Regions from separate parts of the Homo sapiens genome. Here region 1 is linked to region 2. Evidence: chromatin loops called from intact Hi-C (ENCODE). Cell type or tissue: endothelial cell of umbilical vein. All regions are shown on one strand. Links, peaks and the distances in the headings refer to the core of each region. The heading gives the core; the rest is flanking DNA. Region 1 has its middle 110 kb from the start of GADL1. Region 2 has its middle 110 kb from the start of MIR466.

The links. Peaks named below come from ENCODE experiments on the same cell type or tissue, not always from the same donor. Only the 100,000 strongest peaks of a DNase experiment are listed, where the experiment ranks them.
Region 1: a loop joins it to region 2, with 7 times the contacts of the local background. A loop is called at or near these places in 2 of 110 quality-filtered maps.

Annotation. Positions count from the first base shown.
Region 1 is chr3:30,999,811-31,011,461 of GRCh38, forward strand. No RefSeq gene overlaps it. Among named protein-coding and RNA genes, the nearest start is that of GADL1, 110 kb to the left of the region's middle. In endothelial cell of umbilical vein, for the core only: no CTCF peak of the experiment used is centred there; a DNase peak (open chromatin) is centred at 4,601; H3K27ac peaks cover 2,016 bases.
Region 2 is chr3:31,269,926-31,281,576 of GRCh38, forward strand. No RefSeq gene overlaps it. Among named protein-coding and RNA genes, the nearest start is that of MIR466, 110 kb to the left of the region's middle. In endothelial cell of umbilical vein, for the core only: no CTCF peak of the experiment used is centred there; DNase peaks (open chromatin) are centred at 4,706, 5,226, 5,386 and 7,836; H3K27ac peaks cover 3,730 bases.

The DNA of each region.
Region 1 (11,651 bases), core at 1,326-9,325, 270 kb before region 2:
CCCACTCACCCCATCCTAGAAGAAAAGGAAGAAACACCTGCAAGTTAAACTGAGTTAATAATAATAGCCATAGGCACCAGCTTTTGAGCCCTATGTGTCAATTACTGTACAAAGAGCTACATAATCATTATCTAATTCTTGCAACTGCCTTGTAAGGCTAGGTACTGTCTCCATTCCAAGTTAGGGTTAATTTTTCTCATGTTACAAGAAGTGTGGAGGTAAGCAGATTGTGCCTGTATATCAGCTCTATGAAATCATCAGCATCTCAATGTCGTTCCATCTTTCTGTTCACCATCCTAGATATTTGTCTTTCATCCTAATGGTCATGAAGTAGCTGATGTATCTCCAGGCACCATATCTGTAGTCCAAGCAGAAGAAAGGAAAAGGAAGCCATGCCTATTCTCTAGTGTTGATTTATTTAGAAAGGCAAGTCTTTTTCAGGGATTTCTGCCTCTATCTCATGGACTGGAACTGTGAGAGTGAGACTTGACCACCCTAAATGTGAGGGAGGTGGTTGAATATTTCACTTTATAGCTATTATAATAGCAATTCTAAATAAAATATTATTCGAATAAATCATGTCTTGGTTTGCATGGGATAGTCCTGGTTAACACTGTTAGTACCTGCATAATCATTAATAAGGTACCCTTTTAGCCTCCAGTGTCCCTGTTTAGATGATAAATTATATGGTTAACCTTTCTGTAATAGAGATGGCAGCTGAAGTGTTGAGCAAACCAACCTCTAGTATCTGTCGTACTCCAGTGACCAAAATAATTGAAAATCAATGTAACTCTTAATTTACAGTCTTTCATGAAAACACCAAAGGAGAGTATATTTCTAACACTCCAGAAACCTCTTTCAAATTTTCTTTCTCATTTCTCTTGCTGTTGATATTTCATACATGCATGGATGATGCCCTAAAGTGCCTCTCCTTTTCCAGTGTAAGATTCAAAAAATCCTTTTTCTAACTCAATCTATGTCACCTCCCTTCTCTCCTCTCCCATCTCCTCTCTGGCCCAGGCCTTTGTCATGGCAGTCCACTTAGCCCCTCTGCGCACCTCACTTTTCTCCTTGCCCTACTCCATAGAACGGTAGAATCTGTCGCTTCTCTGTACTCCCTCAACCCCCATTAAGAAGTCATCTGCCACAGTTGCTGTTTACAACCATCTTGTACCAGGGTAAGAGTAAATCTGAAACAATGCAGGGAAGAGCCCAGAGGAACAGCCTCGAGCCCTGATTGTCCTACCCACGGAGCTCCAGAAATGTTAGGTAGCAAATCTTGTTCAAGCCCATTTGAATCAGGCTTCTCTTACTTGTAAGCAAAAATATCCTAACAAATTCACTGATGTCTGTACAACTAAGGAAGTCCCAGGATAGAATCTTCTGTTATTTGACAGTAGTGAAAGGAGGAAAATGGATTTTAAAATTTGTAAGTCAATATTTTTGAGTCCTGCTAGTTATACCTTAATATATTTTTTGTTCTTGTTAAAATTGTTTAACAGGAAATCACAATTTAACTGTTTTTTGTTTTGCTTTGTTTTGTTTTTTGAACAATAGAGGGCAGGGATCCTATAAGAAATTTAGTAAAGGAAGTAAACGTGTTTGCTTCCTCTAAAATGGATAGACATCAGCCATTGTATGCTAAACCATTTCAAAATCAAAGCCAGTGCCTCACTGAGCTGGTGCTGGTGAGGGAGAATAGTCAAATCTCCTTAGTCGTGAGGAAAAATATGAAACATATTGTGTGTGTACATGACCAAGAGATGCCATGGGACCATAGGAACCCATGGGAAAGATCAGAGCAGAATGGTTGAGATGTTAATTTGGCTCCAGAAATAAGAAAGTTTGGTAAGAGGCTCCTTTGAAGGCCAAATCCTCTTGCTGTCATTGCATAGCTACTAGAGTTCATAAAGGATTGCTGACCATCCCTGTGATAAAGCAAAATAACAGAGGGAAGAAATTTGGTGCTCAGAAGTGGCTGGCAGAGACCAGCAGAAGCAGGAACAACAGGGCCCTAATGGGAAGCTCTCATGATGCACAGGTCTTTCTATTGTGAACAATACTTTAGAAGCCAGCAGAGCAGAGAAACACAGGGTGAATCTTACAAAGGGTGTCAGGAAACAGTTACCATAAACTAAGAAAACACAACCAAAGGCAGGTTGGGGAGTATCTTAGTCAGCTTGGGCTGCTATAAAAATATGTTGCATTGGGTTACTTGATTTATTTCTCATAGTTTTGGAGGATGAGAAGTGCAAGATCAAGGTACTGGATGATTTGATTCCTAGTAAAGTCTCTTTCTCTGTTTTGAAGTCTTCTTGCTGCATGTTCACATGGCAGAGAAAGACAGATATCCTGTTTTTATAAGGGCAATAATCCCATCACAAGAGCCCACACTCACAACCTAACCTAAACCTAATTCCGTCCCAAAGGGCCCACCTCCAAATACCATTAAATTGGAGATTAGGGTTTCAACATCTAAATTTGGGGATGATACAGACACTCAGTCCACAGCAAGAAGGAATAAATCACAGTGGGTTTTTAGAAAGTCCATGTCAATCTGTAATCCATGTACTGTGTTTCTTTAAATTTTGTCCTTTATTGTAATGACCTTTGATGCTAAAAACAAATGTAGTAATGTGTGTTTAGAATCTTATGTTAATTTTTTTCCAAAACAAGCAATATTGGTAGAACCCACTTATTTATTCTGCCTATATGTCATTTATACATTCCAATGGATAAGTTTACTATCAAAACTATATACCGTAAACCAATGCCTGGGTGTACACCATAAACTATACACCATAAACCAATGCCTTGCTATTTCCCTGGTAATCTTCAGCTGGTGCAGGACCTGCCCAGTAAATCAAACCCTATTAAAGAATAGTGAAATTAAGTAGAGGAAAACCATAAAATAAGTTGTGGGAAGTGAGGGCTGGAGGGAGTGGGGAGAAAGAAGCTCGATAGATGAAAGGGGACAGAATCACACCAGAAAGTGGAAGGACTTATTGTAATAACCGAAGGATGCTGAGATAGATGGAATGTGTATAACCTGCTTTGAACTCTCTGCTCAGGAAAACAGACACCATGTAAACACAATATCCTAGTTACTATGTTTCTCACAAGACATACAAAAAGGGAACTTAGTCATTTCAATAGTTGAACAATGCTATATTATCAAAATGAAACTAGATTTAAACTATTAAATAACTGCATTCACCCAAAGTATTTGTACACACAGCAAAGCTATTTAAACCAACGGATATAATTTTGAGAGGAATTGTTATATTAATTCACATTTATTTTAAGTGGCAGTGGAATACTGAATGCAGATAAGACAGTTAACTGTTTGAATTCTAGGGTATAGACCACAGGTACAGAATAAAATATTTTTTAATTTATTGAACACCAGCAATGTGGTCAGTATTGGACACATTTTGATACCATTCATGACTGCCTTGTTATCTAAACAAGCAGAAACAATCTTACCCAGAAGAGAAAGACAGGTGCCAATCAGCAGAAGACAGGAAAGTATTGTTTTATTTTCGTGGTGTTACACAAAGCCGACCAGATAGAGAGAGATGGAGTGAGGGGAGAGGAGGAGATGTAAGGAATTGGCTCACACAACTGTAGAGGCTGGCAAGTCCAAAATTTGAGGGGTATGTTAGGTCAGCAGGCTAGAGACCCAGGGAAGAATTGATGTTGCAGTTTGAGTCCAAAGGCCATCTGCTAGCAGAATTTCCTCTTTCTCAGGAATATCAGTCTTTTCCTTAATGTCTTCAACTGATTGGATGAGAATTACCTACCGGATGAAGGGTAATCAACTTTACTCATGGTCTACTGACGTATATGTTAATTTCATCTAAAAAAAATACCTTCATGCAACATCCAGATATGTTTGGCCAAAGTGCCATGGCCTAGTCCAGTTGACACAAAAAATTAGCCATCACAGTTGCCTTACCAATATTTGATATACTGTGACATTTTTCATTCAATTCTGTTCTACTCCGAAAAATTTTTTAAATGATGATCACAAACTAGTGGATTGATTTCATGACTTGCTCCAAGAATGCAGCTTTAAAATCTGAAAAATATTGGTCTAGAAACCTGTCTAAAAGAGGCTCATTAACTTTCTTGTGCAACACTGGAGGCAGGAGCAGCAAAAATGTCCTCTTGCACTCAGGAGGTACAGGGGAGTGGAGGATCTAAAAGCCCAAAATGGAGTGGCAGAATGTGTCCATTGAGCCTGAGAGTGGCAAGTATATAGTTCCAAAAGTTAATGATTTGAAGAAGTCTTATATTCGGGAAGAAAGAAAGACAGAAGTGAAACCATAGACTAGTAACTGCAGACTAGACAGAAACAAGGAAACCTCCATGGACATAGCATACAGATAATGGCATCAAGGACAGCATCACCAGATGTTTCCTTGACAGCATAACATAATGTAACTACTCCCAATTCAGACAATTCCACGGATAGAAGAATAGCATTGCAAAAATGACTGGAATTCATTCCTACCAAACAGTGGACTAGGAATTTGACATAGCAGTGTTTAGTCATCTATTGTTACATGAATAACCATCCCAAACTACTGGTTTAAAACAACATCAATTATTTTACTCTTACCCCGTACATTTCTGGAGCTTGACTGAACTCAGCAAGATTGTTTTCACTCAGCTCTCTTGTGCAGTTGCAGGCAGACAGTGGCTGGGGCTAAGTTGTCTGATGGCTGGCTTACTCATATGACTGGTGCCTGGCCTGGAAAATACCAACAGCTGGGGCTCCTTCAGCAGATCTCTATCTCCATGTAATAGAGAAGCTTCATGATAGCTAGAGTGAGAGATCCAGGCAGAAGCTGTTCTGCTCTTAGGACTTTGGCTGAGAAGTCACACAGCATTACTTCTGCCATAATCTAATAGCTGAGGCAGTCACAAAAGCCTGACTAGTCTCACGAGCAGGAGACAGAGACTTGACTTCTTGATGAAGAAAGTGCAAGTTCTGGTACATCACATAGAACCAGAAACATTCTTGCAGCCATTTTTGGCAAAAAAAAAAAAAAAAAAAAAAAAAAAAAAAAAAAAAATCTGTTCAAAAAAGTTCACTTAGAGGAAAGTTAAATGAATTTCTTGCCTATTCAAGTCAATGCACGGAAATTTATACCTAACAAACGGTAACGATTTGAGACTCATTCACCATACAAGGATCGGGAACCACAGATGCAGCCCAATGTCCTCATTTTACAACTGAGGACACTAAGACATAAACAAGGTCAGTGACTTGTACAGCGTCTCACAGAGAGTCAGTGTCAGAGCAAGCCTAGATCCCAGGTCTTTGAGACCCACCTTAATTCCCTTCCTAGCCTCTTTCTCTCTAGTCTTTCCACTGACCTTCACGTGCTCATTTACGAACAGAGCTGAGTGGGCGAGGACACATAGAGTTCTTGCTCTTAAGTACCTGATGGCAGTAGAAGTATTTGCCAACAAGGGCCACACTGAATTCAGGCATGGAATAAAAGGAAACACCACAAGGTTTCCCAGATGTGAAGAGGGCGAGGACTTCCCAAGCAATGACGTTCTAAACATGGCAGGCAGACTCACCCATCAGAACAGACACTAGCCATAAACAACCAGTAAGATAGTACCCATGTGTCCCAAGTGGATATCACCTTTGCCCCCTCTCTGACCAAGGTAAAAAGATGTTTTCCTCGTTTGTTTTATTTTTAATTTTTTTTTATTTGTTATATATATTTTAAGACAGTGTTTCACTCTGTCACCCAGGCTAGAGTACAGAGGCATGATCATGGTTCACTGCAGCCTTCACCTCCCAGGCTCAAGCAATCCTCCCATTTCAGCCTGCCAAGTAGCTTGAACTACGGGAACGCACCACCACGCCTGGCTAACTTTTGTATTATTTTGTAGACATTGGGTGTTGCAATGTTGCCCAGATGGGTCTCGAACTTCTTGGGTCAAGTGATCTGCCTGCCTTAGCCTCCCAGAGTACTGAGATTACAGACATGGGCTACCATGCCTGGCCTAATTTCTTCTGTTTAAATCCAAGACTATTCATAGCTTTGTGGTACAAATTTCAGGTTGCAAATTCATTTGTTCTAGGGGAAAATGAAATAGGATTTTCTAAGTGCTAGCAAAAATAATGTTGAAGTTTCTCCTTAAATACTTTTTAGAAGTTAAATCACTGCTGCTGAAGAAAAATGATGAGTCAATAGAAACTAAAGCATGATCATATGGATTAAATTTTTCTCAACAAGACTGTTTTTTTAAAGGAAGGGCAAAGAATTGAGAAGAATTGGTTTCCAGTAGATTTTTTGTTAACAATCATCAGTTTTCTATACATAAGACTTATCCAGCCTGGTGTTATGGAGATAGGGAATGGGGTACCAAATGCAGGAGTATAATTTCGCTGCAAGATTAACTGAAGAACAGAAAAACTATAGTTAAAATATAGCACTTGGTATTCTATTAGGTAAAAGAAAGAAAAAAAAGTATACGAGAAGAAATTTACATTGGCATCTTTGGTTCCAGTGGGGAAATTATATTTGACTGCCTCTCCCTCTGGATGGCATTTAAATGAACAATACAGACTTCACAGAAACCTAGCACATTAGAGCTGGGAAAGGTCTTAGAGAAGATTTTGTCCAAATGCTGCATTTTACAGGTGATGATGTTAAGGCTGTGAGAGAAAAAGTAGCTCACTCAGTTACACAGCTGGTGGAGCAAGAGCTGGAACCCAGGACTCCCAGCCTCAATGCTTGTACATGGTTCACATTATCACCCACTGAAATCTCAGAAATATTTTAGCAACAGCACGATCTGTAGTTAGAAACTTGAGATTCCTAGAGAAAGAAGGAGCTTTCAGAGGCATCTGCTCTTTGCCTCCCAGCATCCACCCCACTCCTCTGGCAAGTCTCTGTTTTTGTTTAAAGATCTACAGTTCAGCCACTTCTATCCACAAGGTTAGAAGACATCATACTGAGTGCTGCAAAACATGACCAATGTCAAGCCAATCACCACAGTGCAACCCATTCCACTGTGATTGGTTCATAGATGGACACTTTACCCATTGAGAACCAATGAAAAACAATCAGATTCTTGTTTCTGTTTTTAACCTGAGAAAGAGTTTCATTATCTTCTTCTTTCAACTTGAAGAGGAAGAAATATCAGACTTGAAGCCACTGAAGTGATTTTTATCCTACTTGGATATTGAGAACAAAGCCAGTACAGCAGAAGACAGAACCAAGAGATGTGAGAAACCACACACAGGAGATATTGTTTGGACATTGAATCTAGTCGTGTCTGAAACCAGCTCTAACCATGTACTTTTTAGTTACATGAGCCAGTGAAATCCACTTAATCACTCAAGGCAGTTTATGTTAGGTTTTCCATCACATGCAATTATAGGGGTTCTAAATAACACAAAACCCTAGAGATAATTAGACCTATTCCCTGCCAAAAATGAAAAACAAAACCAAACAAACAAGCAAACAAAAAACGCTGAAGCCAGAGAATTGAAACAACTTGTGCAATACTGCAGAATTTAAGTGGCAAAGCCAGGCTAACACCCAACCTTCTAAACCCCAGATCAACTGCCCTTGTGCTCTGAATTATTCAATAGGAGTGAGGCCTGAGTCAAGGGATGGATCCCTCAAGGAATCAACATGGGTAGAGTATTCCCTCCAAGTAAAATGAGGACGGTGCAAATCTAAGCCTAGGGACAGGTCTGGATAACAAATAACAAAACTGAATCTAGAAGTGAAAATTGAGATGGAATCCGGAGGAGAGAAAAGCTGCAATCTGATTGGAAACAAGACAGGAACACATAACATGGGGTCAGGATTTGGAGGAGCAAAGAAAGGAGTTCAGGTACGTAGAGACTTCTGAGGCTCCCATGGTCAGTCATGTTTTTGGGAAACCATTCAGCATTTTTAAGGTTAGCAATAACATTCTGTAACTCCCATTGTATATGGCTTGCTTATTTTCCTTATTGAATTGACCCAAAGGTCAAAATGAAAGCAGATGTGACTACGTTGGGTATTCAGAGACCGGTGATCAAGTCGCAGCTCTGTTGCAGAACAGTTGTGTGGCCTTGGGTAATACCAACAATGGACTCAAGCAAGGCATTTGAATTTGTGTAACCTAACTGAAATTTGCTGATGTGAAGCCTCAAAAGGGGGTTTCAAGTGGTTTCTCTGAAGATAGATGATGATGATGATAGATAGATAGATTAAATAGATAAGCAAGTAGGCATATAGATGGGCAGAAAGTAGATATACACACTATATATATATATCCACAAATATGTAAACACTTATAAATTGTATATTTCCCTTAAACTTTAAACTCCTAACAATTTAAATTTTTTAATGGCTCTCCCAGTGCCCAGTAGTTAAAGGTCACCCTTATTGGTTTGTCACACAAGATTTTTCATGAGCTGATCCCATCCTTTCAAACCAGTTTCATGGCTCATTTTCTTTCCCCGTTCCTAATGTTCTAACCACATTTAACCACCACTGGTCTGCTTCTAGAGCTTTGCTCATGTTATTTATTCTGATTGTCTAGCCTTCCCTGTTCCCTCAACCTGGCAAACCCCAACTCATTTTTCAAGACCCAGCTCAAGCATCTTGCTCTCTGTTATCTTCCTAAACTCCCCAAGCAGAGTTGGCCACTCTCTCTTTTGTCCTACTACAATACCTTCTGCAGATCTTTTTTGTCTACTTATTTCTGTGATAAAATTGTTTTCTTACATATCTACTTCTAGTATTAACTTGTAAATTCCTTGACATAATCCATGATAGTCCCATGTGATATTACTGGTTCATTATTACACAGTACCCCATTGCTATTAGATTTTTAGCATGATGGAGCGACTGCACTTAGGATTTGAGGCAACACCTCATGGTGCTAGGGTCACCTAGGAAAATACCTAGAGTACCAAAAAACCATGTAAATGTGTAAGTGGGAGGAGTGTCAGACAACAGAGAATGAGAAAGACCATCTTGAACTGAGAGTGTGTGGCCGGCCCGTATAAAGGGAGCAGCCCCTACTCAGCTGTAAGTGCATCTCTGTCAGCCACACCTCCCTTCTTGTATAACTGGTAAAGCAAATGTTTTGGAGTTAATGGAATTCCATTCTCAGGTCTACCCCTCACTCACTGTGGGAATGTGAGCAAGTTATTGAATATCTCTGAGATTCAGTGTCCTCATCTACAAAAGAGAATTAGCTACTCATCAAAACTCTATCTTCCTTATCCTAAGCAGATAGCCAATTCTATTTCCATCTCCCTGTGTAGTGAGGTGAGATCACCTTCCTTTGTTCTGATCATCAGCATGTAAAGGGAAGAAAGGCACACCCCTTCCTGGCCTGGCCCATAAAAACCTCCTGTCTTAGTTTCAGTTACCTCATAAGTAGATCATAAGATAAGGATGAGAGTACAAGTAGTTTATTTGGAAGATGACCTCAGGAAATGCCAATGGAGGAGTGAAAAAAAGAATTGGGGAAGGAAGCCAGTAAAGGATGTATAATTAAGAAAGTTATCATTCTAGGCAACTGGAGCTTAATCCTACAGGAAACTGGTAAACAGCATAGATTTCCCTCATTCCACCTCCACCTAAGAGTCTAATGACCCTTGATGTGGGATATTTATATACCAACCATCATTGGTCATTATTTGGTGGCTATGAATTAGTTTCTGGGCACTTCTGGCTTGCTCTGCATATGAGCAGAGAAGGTTCACATGGCCAGAGAAACTTCTCAGGAAAGAGATGCAGGTGATGTTCCTGGTGTTGGAAGTGAAACCGGCATGCACTGAATGGAAGGGGCCAAGGATATATGTGTGTGGCCCTGCCTGCTATCCTGCCATATGCAATATCTCATTCTCCTCCTTGCTCCATGGATGAATGAAGAGGATTCCAAAGCCTTAGAGAAAGGCAGAACCATGAGACTAAAGGAGCCTGAATCCTAAAGTGACCAATGGAAGGCTGTTCACTGGCCAGGAAAACCCAATTTGTCTTTACATTGGCAAGAAATAAAACAAATTTTTCTAAGCCACAAAAATATGGAGATTATTTGTTACAGCAATTAGCTTATTCTGACTAGTACAGGGAGAAAGTAGATATTTATACAGCCAGCCATATCCACTGCTTAAATCCTGGGATCAGTGGGTAACACATAATGCCACTGAATCACTATCTGGTTCATAAAAACAAGTGAAATGCCAGGTAAAAGCCCTTGAGGCTACAAAGGAATGACAGGCAGGCAGACATACAAAAGAGCCTCTGGTTTATGCAAGAAAAGCCCTATCTCAGAAACACAGAGGGCTCTTGATCTTTGCCCTTTGGCTGCATTGTTTCTGCTTTCTCTCTATGGAGAGAACAGATTGGATTAGATCTTCAGTGTATTGGCTCTGGGGTGTTACAGACCCATCTAAGATTACACATTAAAGCTCTCCAGGTGGCAGAAATCAGCCCTGAATTTGCAACTGAACTCTAAGCACAGTGACAAGGAAAGATACATTTTTTTAATCTATGGCTCTTGCTCAAAAGAGAAGTTAGCTTTATAGTTACTGCCCCAGTGTGGCCAATGATGACAAGACTATTGGGAGCTCCAAGGAGGATAGAATCAAGTGGGACCAATTATGGTTAGGGGCTTACTTCATGCCATATCAAGCCACCAGCCTTCACAGCAGAGAGTATTAGCATTTGTTGACTGTATATCACTTGCCAAACACAGTTCTATAATCCCATTTATTCTCCTGACAGCCTCAACAAGCATCATCACCCATATTTTTCAGGTGGGAAAAGTTAAGTTTGGAGAGGAAAAGTCCTCTGTGCAAGGTCAAGAGCCAGGGAGTGACTCAATCCTCAGACACCAGAAACAATGCATATTTCACCACATCCTGATTTCTCCTTTTCTGGCTTCCTTTCCATGTAATGCACAAACGTAAGAAACAGAATATTGGGAATTTTTGAGGTCGGCAAACTTAAAATCACATAATTTCTAAATATGCATCTAAACAGTTATCAAATTAATTTTTTATTTAAGCAGTTATCAAATTAATTTATGTAAACAGCTATCTAAATATGTTCCTTCAATAATTCATGTGATATGTGCAGAGTAGGCATCTAAAAATATTTTAAGGAACAAACGAATGTACTACATGTTCTTTGATATTTTTTTCATATGTTGACAAAGTTTCTATTTTTTTTTCCAACTTACAACCGGTAAAAATTTCACTCTCATAATGTCTTTGCTGCTTTGCTTTTTCATCTCCAGTGTATCATTCCACTTCACTCTCCCTCCCCTCTTCCCAGCTACGACAACGAAACACCATATCTCGAAAATCTTCCCCAGTAGCTGCAGTCCTCGGGAACCTATCTCCTCCTACGTCATCTTGCAGTATCCCCTTTTTCCATGGCAGCCTTCTTCCTGAGGGAGACCACTCTGCTGATCTTCCCTGACAAAAAAAACCCAACATTTTGTAAAACTTTACAATTCACAAAGCAATTTCTTCCAAGATAAAGTCATTTGATTTTCACAATAACCCAGAGAGGAAGGCAAAACAAGTATCATTAACTCCTGTTTCAAATGAGAAAATCGAGACTCAGAGGGGCTATGTGATTTGCTCAGGATCATGCAGCTGC
Region 2 (11,651 bases), core at 1,747-9,746:
CTAATTGTGTTGCTCTAAATGTAAGTACATGTTTTTAATGTTGTCTATCTTCTGTGCTGTTCCTGTAAGTTTGTTTTTAAAATACATTGTTATTTTTGGAAAGAAAGAAACAAACAAAGAAACAAGGAAAGAAAGAAGGAAGGAAGGGAGGGAGGAGGGAGGGAGGGAAGGAAGGAAGAAAGGAAGGGAGGAAGGAAAGAGAGAAGGAAGGGAAGGGAAAGGGAAGGAAAGGGAAGAGAAGGAAGGGAGGAAGGAAAGGAAGGAAAGAAGGAAGGAAGAGAAAGAACAAAAGAAAGAAGGAAGGAAAGAAAGAAAGAAAGAGAGGAAGAAAAGGAGGGAGGAAAGGAATGGAGGGAAGGAAGGAAGGAAAGGAGAGAGAGAGAAGGAAAGCAAAAGGAGCATGAAGAAGAAAAGGTGAACTATTATCCTTAAGAATCCAAGGTGTTTAAGCCAATGTTTAGCTCAAGATTTTGGAGAAACTTTTGCCTCTGGTAGGTCACACAGGTAATAAGCAGTAGACTAAAACCCATATCTGACTGATGCTAAAGTCTACATTCTAGATGACCCCTCTCTACTGGTAAGCAAATATTTGAAGTGCCTTATGATGTCCTGAGAAAGTACCTAGGAATTTTCTTTAAAAGACTCTAGAAAATTGGACAAGTAGGTTAAGAGGGAGGTGGAAAAGAAAGCCTTTTTCTTTTTGTTTCACACATTTTTTACTGCTTGATATTTGTTAACCATTATGCATATTACTTTAATTATTTTTTAAAAAGTGGTTGACATATTTTGAGGATTTTCCTGAACTCTAAAATGTCATTTAATTTAAAAGAACACAAAAAAAAAAAACCAAAAAATTCTCCTAGCTCAAAATGTATGCTCCCTTTAGGGCATTGTATTATCTTCTTTGGAACATACCCACTGTCCCCTCACCCCATATTCTCTGACTATATTTTTTATATGTCCTGTGGGTTTGTTACGTGACAATTGCAGCTAAAAATATGCTTGCTTCTGCCCACTCCCAACTTATTATTTTTGTATGCACTCACTCCACACAATATCTTTATTATGAAGAATTTGCATAGGCCCTTGTTCACTCAAGAGACATTTATTGATCACCTCCTACATGCCAGACACCTCATAACCCTACCAACCAGGAAGACAGACATGTGAGCAAAATGTAACCATACAGTCAGGGGAATACGTAATTAAGGCATTCAAGATATGCTCTGAGGACACAAAAAAATAACCCTGTGAAGGGATTTAGGGAAGTGTTTATAGAAGAAGAGGTATTTGACCTGTCTTGAAGGCTGAAATGGAGTTTTCTAGGAGTTAAAGAGGAACAAAGTTATCCTAAGTATGTATGTGAGCTATAAAGAATGAGATAGAGAATTGTATTCTCCAGGATTTTCAAGGGCTGCTCCTCAGAATGAAAAAGGCAGTCAAAATGAGAAACCAGAAAACACAAGCCAGGTAGCTGTGGGAGGCAGGGAGCCACAGGGCAGCATAGAGGCTGCAAGCAGAGGCAGAAAGGGAAGGAGGAATCAATGTGTGGGAGGGGACTAAGGAGACAGAAAGAATGAGAGGAACTCTAGGACATTTTTCTGCCTGATGATTTGGATAAACACCTGTACCAGTCTCAAAAAGAAAACTCTGTTAGAGTGTCTAGGGATGCACACTTAGGTGATAAAATTATATAAAATAACTCAAGGACATGATGGCTGCAGAAGTGGGAAGGTGGATACTTTTGAAAGAAGTATCCCTCTAAAGGATGGAGGGGTGGTGATGGGTCAGGGCACATGAAGACCTCAGAGAGGGTCAGCAATGTTCTGCTTCTTCTTGTAGGCAGTAGTTACAAAAGTGTTTGCTATATAAATAATTCATTAAGTTGTTTTGGTTTTGTTTGTTTTGTAGTTTGGTATTTGTGTTTATTGTAAACACTTACCTGTATCTGAGTTACAGATGTGCCTTCTTTTTCAAGGATAGATGGTGGACATGTGGAAGTTGGAGGTAAGTTTCCAGGTAGCTCCAGTTATACATGAAAGAGCAAAGCATACTGGGGAGCATTCGGAAGGTCACTGTGGTGGAGAGGGGGCAGGTTGCTGTAAGGAGATCCAGATTGCGACAGAGAGAGGTAGGCAAATGGGGAACCTCAGAAAGATCCTAGGGGAAGTGGGGCTCCTCCCAAATGTGGCCCTTATTTCCACGACTTCCATCCAGGAGTGGTTATCACTGCCTCACGAAGTTCTGGGTGACAACAGCGGGTAACCCTTATTCACACGTAAGGTAATGAGAGCAACATCATTCTTGGCAAGGGAGAAACCTGAAGCCTCCCCACTTCAGTGTGGGGTGACTCAGGGGGTTATCTTCAAACAAAGGACTGATGCTCTTTCAAAGAAGAAAAGGAGGAGGATGGAGGAGGAGGAGGAGAAGAAGGAAAAATAATGGGCCAACCTTATGTGAGATTCATTTGCTGCTGGGACAAGGTGTTCACTCAAGTTTTCTGGCTCAGCACGTTTGAAATACTTGTCCCCTGGGAACAAAGGGCCGATGTCTAATGGCTTGGAGAAGGAAGTACACACAGTGCCCTGCAGTGAAACCAAAAGAGCATTTGTAACCCCCCACCAACCCCATCTCTTCCAGGAATTTATCACACAGGCAGCATCAGGGCAGCCACTGGGTTCACGGTGTCCTTGCTGCTCTCCTGAGGCTGCCATTTTCTCTCTTTGGTCTTGACTCCTGCAGGGTCAACACCACAGTGTTGTCAAAAGAGGGCTTGCATTAAGCTGAACTGGGCCCCTGTCCTGGCATTGACACTCATAATCTCCATGACCGTGTGTAAATGATTGAGTACCACTGGTCCTTACCTATAAAATGAGAACAATAACATCTCACTCAGAGGGTTCTTGCATAGATTAAATGAAGTAATTCTGTGAAGCACCTGTCATTTAGTAGGTACTCAGGAAATCAGAGTGTGTGTTATTGTTATAATTAGGTGGAATTCATAAGCACTTTTTAAAATCTCACAATGAGATAACTTCCAGAATACCTAAAATCAAAAAGATCTACAATGCCTAAGGGTGGTGAGAATGTGGAGCAATCAGAATTCCCATAGATCCTGGTGGAAAGGTGAATTGAAGCTGAACATATGCACCCGTACAAGCTAGCAATTCCACTCCTAGATCTAACATAAACCTGACAGAATATACTTGTACGTCCCAAAAAATAAGAATAGTCATAGCAACATTTTTCATAATAGCCCGAAATTGGAAATGTCCATCAATAGTAGAATCAATCAATAAATTGTGGTGTATTCACGCAGTGGAATATTACACAACAATGTGATTGAATAGATTCCTACTCCATTCAACAGCAGGGATAAACCACATTAACCAAGAATTGAGTAGAAGAAGTCAGACATGAAGGAGCACATCCAGTATGCATCCATTTATGTGCATTTCAAAAACAGGCAAAACTCACCAACAGGATTGGTAGTCAGGAAAACGGTTACCCCTGGGGCAGAGACAATGGGTTGGTGATTAGGAAGGGACATAAGAGGGGCCTCTGGAGTTCTGCAATATCCTATTTATTAAGCTGGGTAGGAGTTACTGGGTAGTTTCTGCATATGTTTAATGTTTAAAAAAGATTAAACAGGAAGGGAGAATTTTTAAATAAGCAATTAAATTCTGATGCTCCCTGAGATATAAACTCCGACCCATATAATCAACTGTCTATCTTCTCCTAAAGTCTCCAGAAAGATTCTCTTATTTCTTAATGGTAGTAGCCAGCCTTAACTGAGCACTGTGTCAGGCATGCCTCTAAGTGGATAACAAGTATTAATTTCTTTAATCCTTATGACATTTTAGGAATAGACTAACCATTCTTTGTGTGCTGGGTTTAGTACCAATTTATGCCTATGATCCCAGCAAAACTTACGGCACCCAGTGCTCCTTTTACTCTCAAAAGTGCCTGAGTTTGAAGCATATTCACCCTGCCTATGAGGTGGGAACCATTATTATTATCACTTTTTAAGTGAATGATGCACAGAGAGTTTAGGTAATTTGTCCAAGGTCTTGAAGCCAGTAAGTAGTAATGTGAGAATTTGAACCTAGAGTCTATCTCATCACCACTAGGCTATTCTGCCTTTCTGGTCCAATTCTCACTATTCTTAAGATTCAGAAAAATTCTTAATGTCTATTTTTCTGCTGCTGCCACTTTAACTCATTTTCTATTGTCCCACAATTCCTGACAATAGGAGAGCTGCTCATCTATCACAGTAAGGCCATATCTGACCCTCCTCCCTTACGATGGCCTCTTTGCGTGTTCAGGATGTGAGCAGAACCCATCCTCTCCCTTCTCTTTTTAAAATGGTAAATACACTCCTTTTCACATTGACATTTGTCCTCACTCCATGTGTTCTCCAAAGCTTTAGTTGTGTCTGTGGATCTGTTTCCCATTTTGCATTCATTCCTTCATTACATCATTCAGTGAGCCCCTGCTAGTTGCCAGGCACTGCTGGCCTAGCTGGCAATAAAGTATAGAAAACAAGACAAGTACAGCCCATGTTCTCAGGAGCATCCAGTCCCAGAGGAAAAGGGACGCTAAGGAAATGATGGCATGAGCAATGATTATTAACATTATGATAAGGATTGTAAAGAATGTAACAGGGGACTTGATGGAGTCTGAGTTAACTTCTAAAGGATGATTATCAGCATTGCACTGGTGAAGGGGTAGGGAAGGGTGTTCCGGGCAGAAGGAACAGTGTATGTAGAAACTCTGAGGATGAAAGGAGCTTTGGAGAGTGGTGCTATGCAAGGCCGATAAAAAAGACAGGGGAGCTAGCTAGATCTTAACAGGGCCTGTCACCCAAATAAGGAGTTCAGTTATTATTCTAAGTGCAATGGAAAGTATTTGACTCATTTAGCAGGGGAATGGCATAATTCTATCTCCATGCAATGCTTCAATTCCTGGCTTTCAAATTGCTGAATACTCTAAGCTAAGTGAAGAAGGAAGCCACCTCCATTCATTCATATATCCCAAGAGTATAGAACATTTTTAGAATACTTTAAGAACATTTTCACAAAAGAGCAGCCTACCCCAAATGCCCTTAGTTACCAAAAACTTCATTATCTTTTTCAATAACATATTGCCAACTAGTATACAGTGACTAAATTTATCAAAAGTTCTGGATCACAGCCACCAGTTGCATAATTCCACTTTTCACCTTGTAGCCTGTTGTACTGAAAAAGAGCACTATTTACATAAACAACAAGAATGGTGCCGTCTGTCGTTGAGCAATGCAGTGGCCCTGCATATAGGTTCAGCCTCTGTCTACTAAGATTTGTATATTTATTTTTATATTTGTATGTTGCTACTTTTGTTGATTTATGAATCTGTGCTCTTAACTTATTCTAAAAATGATTTAAGGAGGCTTACAAAGACAGAGCAAATAGAACAAGATAACAGAAAGAAAACAAAAATTCAAGGGAAGAGGGAAATAAAAGGGAAAACAAGGGTAGGGCCTTACAAATGATTCAGGAATGAGGTTATTACGTAAATGCATTCCTGGTGTTTTGTACACTTGGCTTTAACTTTTCCAGCAGTCAATATTGCTGGGATTTGAGGGGACTAATTAATCAGATCCCTCCTCAGAAGGTTCAGAACCAATTGAGTAATAGAGCCAAGAAGAAAATTAAAATGCTCTTTATGTTCTAGCACTGGAAAAACTGGATTGGAGAACTGGACTTGGATCTAAGACATAAAATATCTTTCCTCCATGAAGTGCATTGATTTACCCCCAGCCACAGGCAGAACGTGTAGACTGCACTCTCCAAAAAGCAGATCTGCTGGTCAGTCCACACATCACCTGTGGGAGACAAAATCGAGAATACTAACATCCTTGCCCTGAGGGTTAGTAGTCCCAAGGTAGGACACACTGACAGACAGTGGCTATTGTTCCAACATCATCATCCGTTAGGTTATACCCCACTTCAGGAAGTTGCTTATAAAAGGCAGAAAGAAGGGTAGAAACACAGGTACAGTCACACCTTTCTAAACTGTTCAAGTACACAGCTCTTTGCTCGTCTAACCTAAGCAAGCATATATTTTGCAGTGCTTCTCAAATGTTTATGTGCATACAAATCACCTGAAGATCTCATTGAAATGCAGATTCCAATCCATACACCTAGGGAGGGGGTTGTGTTCTATATTTCAAAGACCTTGCAGGTGATGCTGAGGCTGCTGGCTGACAGATCACACTTGAGGAGAAATAAAAGCTAGAGCATCTGGAATAGAGGTCCCAAACTAGGGATCACATCCAACTCTTGACTTCAGGGGGTCTGCGTGCTTAGACGACAAAAACGAACACCTCTATTCTTTACCACCTCTAACTGAATTGCTTATTTCTTTCAATTATGAAGTAGGAACGGACCACAGTAGTATGTGCAGTAACTGTGACTTTATCACCAATCAAAATCTCATACCTTTTCCTATCACTTTACAGTTGTTGCAGATATCACCAAATATTACTTTATGACATGTTTATAATAATCTCTAAACACCATGACTCCTGGGGAATTACAGTAGTGATTAGACCCACTGCCAGCTCTTGTTATTTAATCTGTTAATAAAGAGATTTGTACCTTACTATTTTACAAATTAATGTGTTAATAAAGAGGTGTGTACTATTACTATTTCACAAATTTGATATCTTAAATATTTTGATAGCTGTATTTTACTATAATTGAGTTTTTTTGTAATCCTATGTGTTTTAGTTTTTATGCATTTAAAAGTATTATTCTTGGAAAGAGTTCTTAGGTATCACAAGAATTCCAGGAGGGCATGGCACAGAAAAGGTTAAAAACACTTGATGTAGAAGAAAGGGCTACCAGAAGTAGCCACTCTCCCATGGTAGTGACGGTACGCTCGGTGACTGCATGCTGGAGCCAGACTGCCTGGGTCTGAATTCTCCTTCCTACTTAGGTGTGAGACCGTGGACAAATGCTTACTCTCCCTAGACCTTAACATCGTGTAATACAAAGGAGTGGTTAAAGGATTTAATCAGTTACTGTTTTTAAGATGCACAGAGTAGTGCCTGGGTCAGAGTGAATACATTATAGTAGAAAATGTGAGTACTACATTCAGAAACTCAAACCACCATCTATTCAATGCCCATCTGGGAAACTGAGATAAATATTGCAAAATCCCTGTTCTCATCAAGTCCGTGGATTCAATGGGAGATATAGCAAGCAAGTAAACTGAAATGATGAACTAAGTCTCAGAAGGTAGGTAGGCACTGTGGGAATCCAGAGGAAGAAACTCCTGGCTGAGTAGGAAAAGGGAAAAAAGCTTTGCAAAATGCTCATCAAACACCTCCCCAAATCATTTCAACGTAGGCAAATGCAACCCATTTCCTCCTTGTGGCTTCTGCTGATTTCTTACTTCAATTCCCCCAAAAGCTCAGCATGCCTATGAAAATTCAATGCCCAGACTCCTTGCTAGCATTTTTCTATTTTATTAGAGTTATTCACATCTATTCTCCACTCCACTGGATGCTGGCTTTCCACAATACCATAACTGCCTGACAGGTTTGTGTCAATGCCAACACCTTGCCAGGACTAAAGGAATACCTTTCTTCCTGCAACCCAGGAAATGGCAGGCTGACACCACAGTGCTGCCCCAGTCTTCTTGGGCACAGAGACCCTCCAGCCTCCAGGGCAAGGTCAGCAAACAACTACCACAGGAAAGCAGCCCTGAGCCAGACATGAACATCATCACTATTTCCTCTTGGCTCCAGTGCCAGCTATTTGGAGATTCCTGGATATTTCTGTTGGGCGATTAGTGTTAGTAACAAAGATAGCTCCCATTTACTGGGCTTCACTGCATGCCAGGCACTGCATGCTGTACTTCCTATTTGTATTAATCTGCTAGGGTTGCCATAAAAAAACACCACAGTCTGGGCATCTTAGACAACAGGAATTTATATTCTCACGGTTCTGGAACCTAGAAGTCCAAGATCAAGTTGTCCACAGGTTTGGTTTTTTCTGAGGCCCCTCTCCTTGCCTGTAGATAACCATCTTCTCCCTGTGTCTTCACATGGTCTTCCTTCTATGCCTGTCTATGCCCTAATCTCCTATTATAAGGAAGCCAGTCATATTGGATTGGAACCTACTGCCAACAACCTTATTTCTGTTTAGTTACCTCTTTAAAGACCTTATCTCCAAATATGGTTACATTCTGAGGTACTGGAGTTTAGGGCTTCAACACATGAGTTTGATGTGAGACACAGTTCAGCCCATAACATTATCCAAGCCACAGGGAGCTATTGAAGATGAAGATCCCATGGCTCTGATAGATTAAGTAACTTGCCTAAGCTCACATGGTCAGGGGAGCTGAGAGTTGGAGCCAGAACACTCTGAGTCCACAACCAGTGCTCTGCCCACTCCACTAGCTTTTTCCTGGCCTGGTCCTTGGACTTTCTTAGGGGATCCCCAGGTCCTTCCCCCAGAACATCTGAATCAGAGTCCCAGAGGAAGGGGCTTGGGATTCTGCATATTTACAAACTCCTTGAATGCATCACAAGAACCTCTTCCCTACACCACACAGACTCCTACTACAGCTCCCATCCCAAGTCCTAGTCCTTTTAATGCCTCACCTCAGGGGATGTGGGAGCCCTGTGTGCAGAGTCTCCCTCCCCAGGGGTACCTGCTTTTCCCTGGAGAAGCTGATCTGCAGCAGGACCTGATGCTTACCTTGGGTTCCCAGGCAGGTTGTAGAGTGACTCACCCCCATCAGGCCCTTCCCAGGCCCTCCCCGTCCTTCCTTCCAGATGTAACTTCCCCACAGCTTAGTCCCAGCCTCTGAAGCCTACTCCACCGGTGGACCCTGAGTGGCTTCACCAGTGACCTGAAAGCTCGAGAATGGTATAGGCCAGAGAACATCTCCTCTGGTAGAAGCAGAGTTGGAGGCTGAGCTCAGCCAGCCTGCTTCCCCCGAACACTTCCCTCGGACACCAGTCCCAGAAGCCCTGAGAACACCAAGGTTTCCCTCAAAACTCAGTTTGAAAACCACTGTAGGAAACTGTGTATAAGCTGGATTTACCCTAGAGTCTACTTTGTTCACAGCTTTATGGAGGTAAGAATGAAGTATAACAAGCTGCTCATAAAGCGGACTATTTGATACATTTTAACCCACACATACGCCTATGAAACTATTACCACAATCAGGAGAATGAACATCCTCCACACCCAGAAGTTTCCTCATGCCCCTTGGTAATCTCTGTCCTTCTCTGCCCCAACCCCCAACCTTTCTACCCCTCACCCCTCCACCCGCAACCCCTCTAACTCCCTAATTCCAGGAAACCATTTTTTGGCTATGTATTTATTTATTTATTTATTTTATGTTTTTTTTTTTTTTGAGACGGAGTCTTGCTCTGTCACCCAGGCTGGAGTACAGTGGTGCTTTCTTGGCTCACTGCAACCTCCACCTCCCAGGTTCAGGTGATTCTCCTGCTTCAGCCTCTGGAGTAGCTGGGATTATAGGCACCCATCACAACACCCCACTAATTTTCATATTTTTAATAGAGACAGGGTTTCACCATGTTGGCTAGGCTGGTCTCGAACTCCTGACCTCATGATCCGCCCACCTCACCTCGTGATCTGCCCACCTCGGCCTCCTGAGGTGCTGGGATTACAGGCGTGAGCCACTGCACATGGCCTCACTTTTTTGGCTATTTAAATATAAACTAATGACAATTTAAAAAAATTAAAAATCAATTATTCAGTGGCACTAACCACATTTAAAATGTCTCGTATATACCTCAGGTGTCTACCTATACATCAGGTTACCACATTAGACAGTGCAGATGTAGAACATTACTAGCATTGCAGCAAGTTCTATTGGACAGGGCTGCTCTAGATACTAGGTCCTTTCCCCTTTCACAGTTCTAGATAAACATGGTTCAGATTATCTTCTTGGGCTTACCATTTTTAAGCTCCTTATGTTTATTAGTGGCTTTCTGGGTGCCAGACTACTAAGCATTTTTGACATGTTATTTCATTAAATAACCACAATGGCCCTATGAGATAGGAATAATTAATGTTCTCATTTTACAGATGAGAAAACTTAGGCTCAAGGAGGTTAAGTGCACGAAGAGCTGGTCTGGCTTCCAAGCCTAGCCCTTAGCCCTGTTATTTGAGGCAGCATAGCAGAGGCATGAAGAGCATAGACTCAAGGGTCTGCCCATGTGGGTTCCAATCCTGGCCCTACCACTTTCCAACTCTGCGACATTGGGCAAGTCATCAGTTATCTATGTTGTGATTTCCTTATACGTAAAATAAGGATAACAACAAAACCTGCCCATGTGGTCATTAAGAGGATTGAATTAATTAAAATACATACAGCATTTGGGATGACGATTAGCACTCAGTAGGCTCAATATAAATGTTTCCCATTTTATACCCTTTTTTTCACTCCCATCTCAAACGCTTTTGAGTAAGACACAAGTTTCTCAGAAATAAAAGCACATGTCCTGAATAATTAGACATTTATTCGTCCCCTTATTTCCTGTCTCAACATCCCCTGATTCCCCATGAAGCACAAGCCCCACCCCTACAGCTGCTCTTTGCTATGTCACATACAACGACGAATAAGGTCTCCATGGTGTCAGACTTGATATTTCTGCTCAGACTTTTCTCTGCTGATCTGTAAGTCACTTCATTTTCTTTCTAAACTAAGGACAGGAATATTTGAAGAAACAGAAGCACAGAATCATTGTCCCACTCCACGGGCTTGTTGGAAGAGGTAAATGATGTTAGATTCATAATTTGTTCCTACTCCTCACATTTTTTTCTTCGCTGCCTTTGAATGTTTCACGTCCCAGTCATAACAAGAAAGCAAGTGATTTCTCAAGGAAACTCAAATAACATATTATCACTGTGAGAATCATCATGGCAAAAATCACTAAGTCTTGGTGTAAAAATCCATTAAGGGAAACTTAGTTTGGGAAGAATAGTTTTACACAGAAACGCAGGCTTGGCCAGACATAAGACTGTCTTTTCTGAGTGACGCAATTGGAAGACCCATCCCAATCTCAGGGGCTTTTCATCTCTTGGAGAAAAATTTCTTTTCTTTTTCAGCTCCATTCCCACTCCCCTACTCATCGCCACCATTTGACTCAAAGAAAATACTTCTACTTCTTTGAATAAGAGGGAGGCCCACCTTACTCCACTTTCCGTAGACACCAACGTCTTCAGTACAAGCACCCATTGGCTATAGAGCTGGACAAGGAGTCCTTTTGGGTCCCATCCAGTAACACAAAATATAAGACCATATTCCATGGCCAGAAAAAGCTCTAACAACACACACACACACACACACACACACACACACTCATACACACTTTCACACAAACACATCTTCAACTTTGTTACTTTGTAATTATGCAGTTTTTCATTCTAAAATGACAAAATTTTTATTGAAGGTGAAAGTGTTAAGAACACTTTCCTGGTTACCCAAACCAACATTTTGTAAATGGACAGGATTTAGATGAGTAAAACCATAGTATCTATTCCAGGAGCATGAAAAAATTTTTCTTAGGTAGGTATTGATCCTTAGAAATACAATTTTATTTTCTCAGACAATTAAAGGGAGATTAC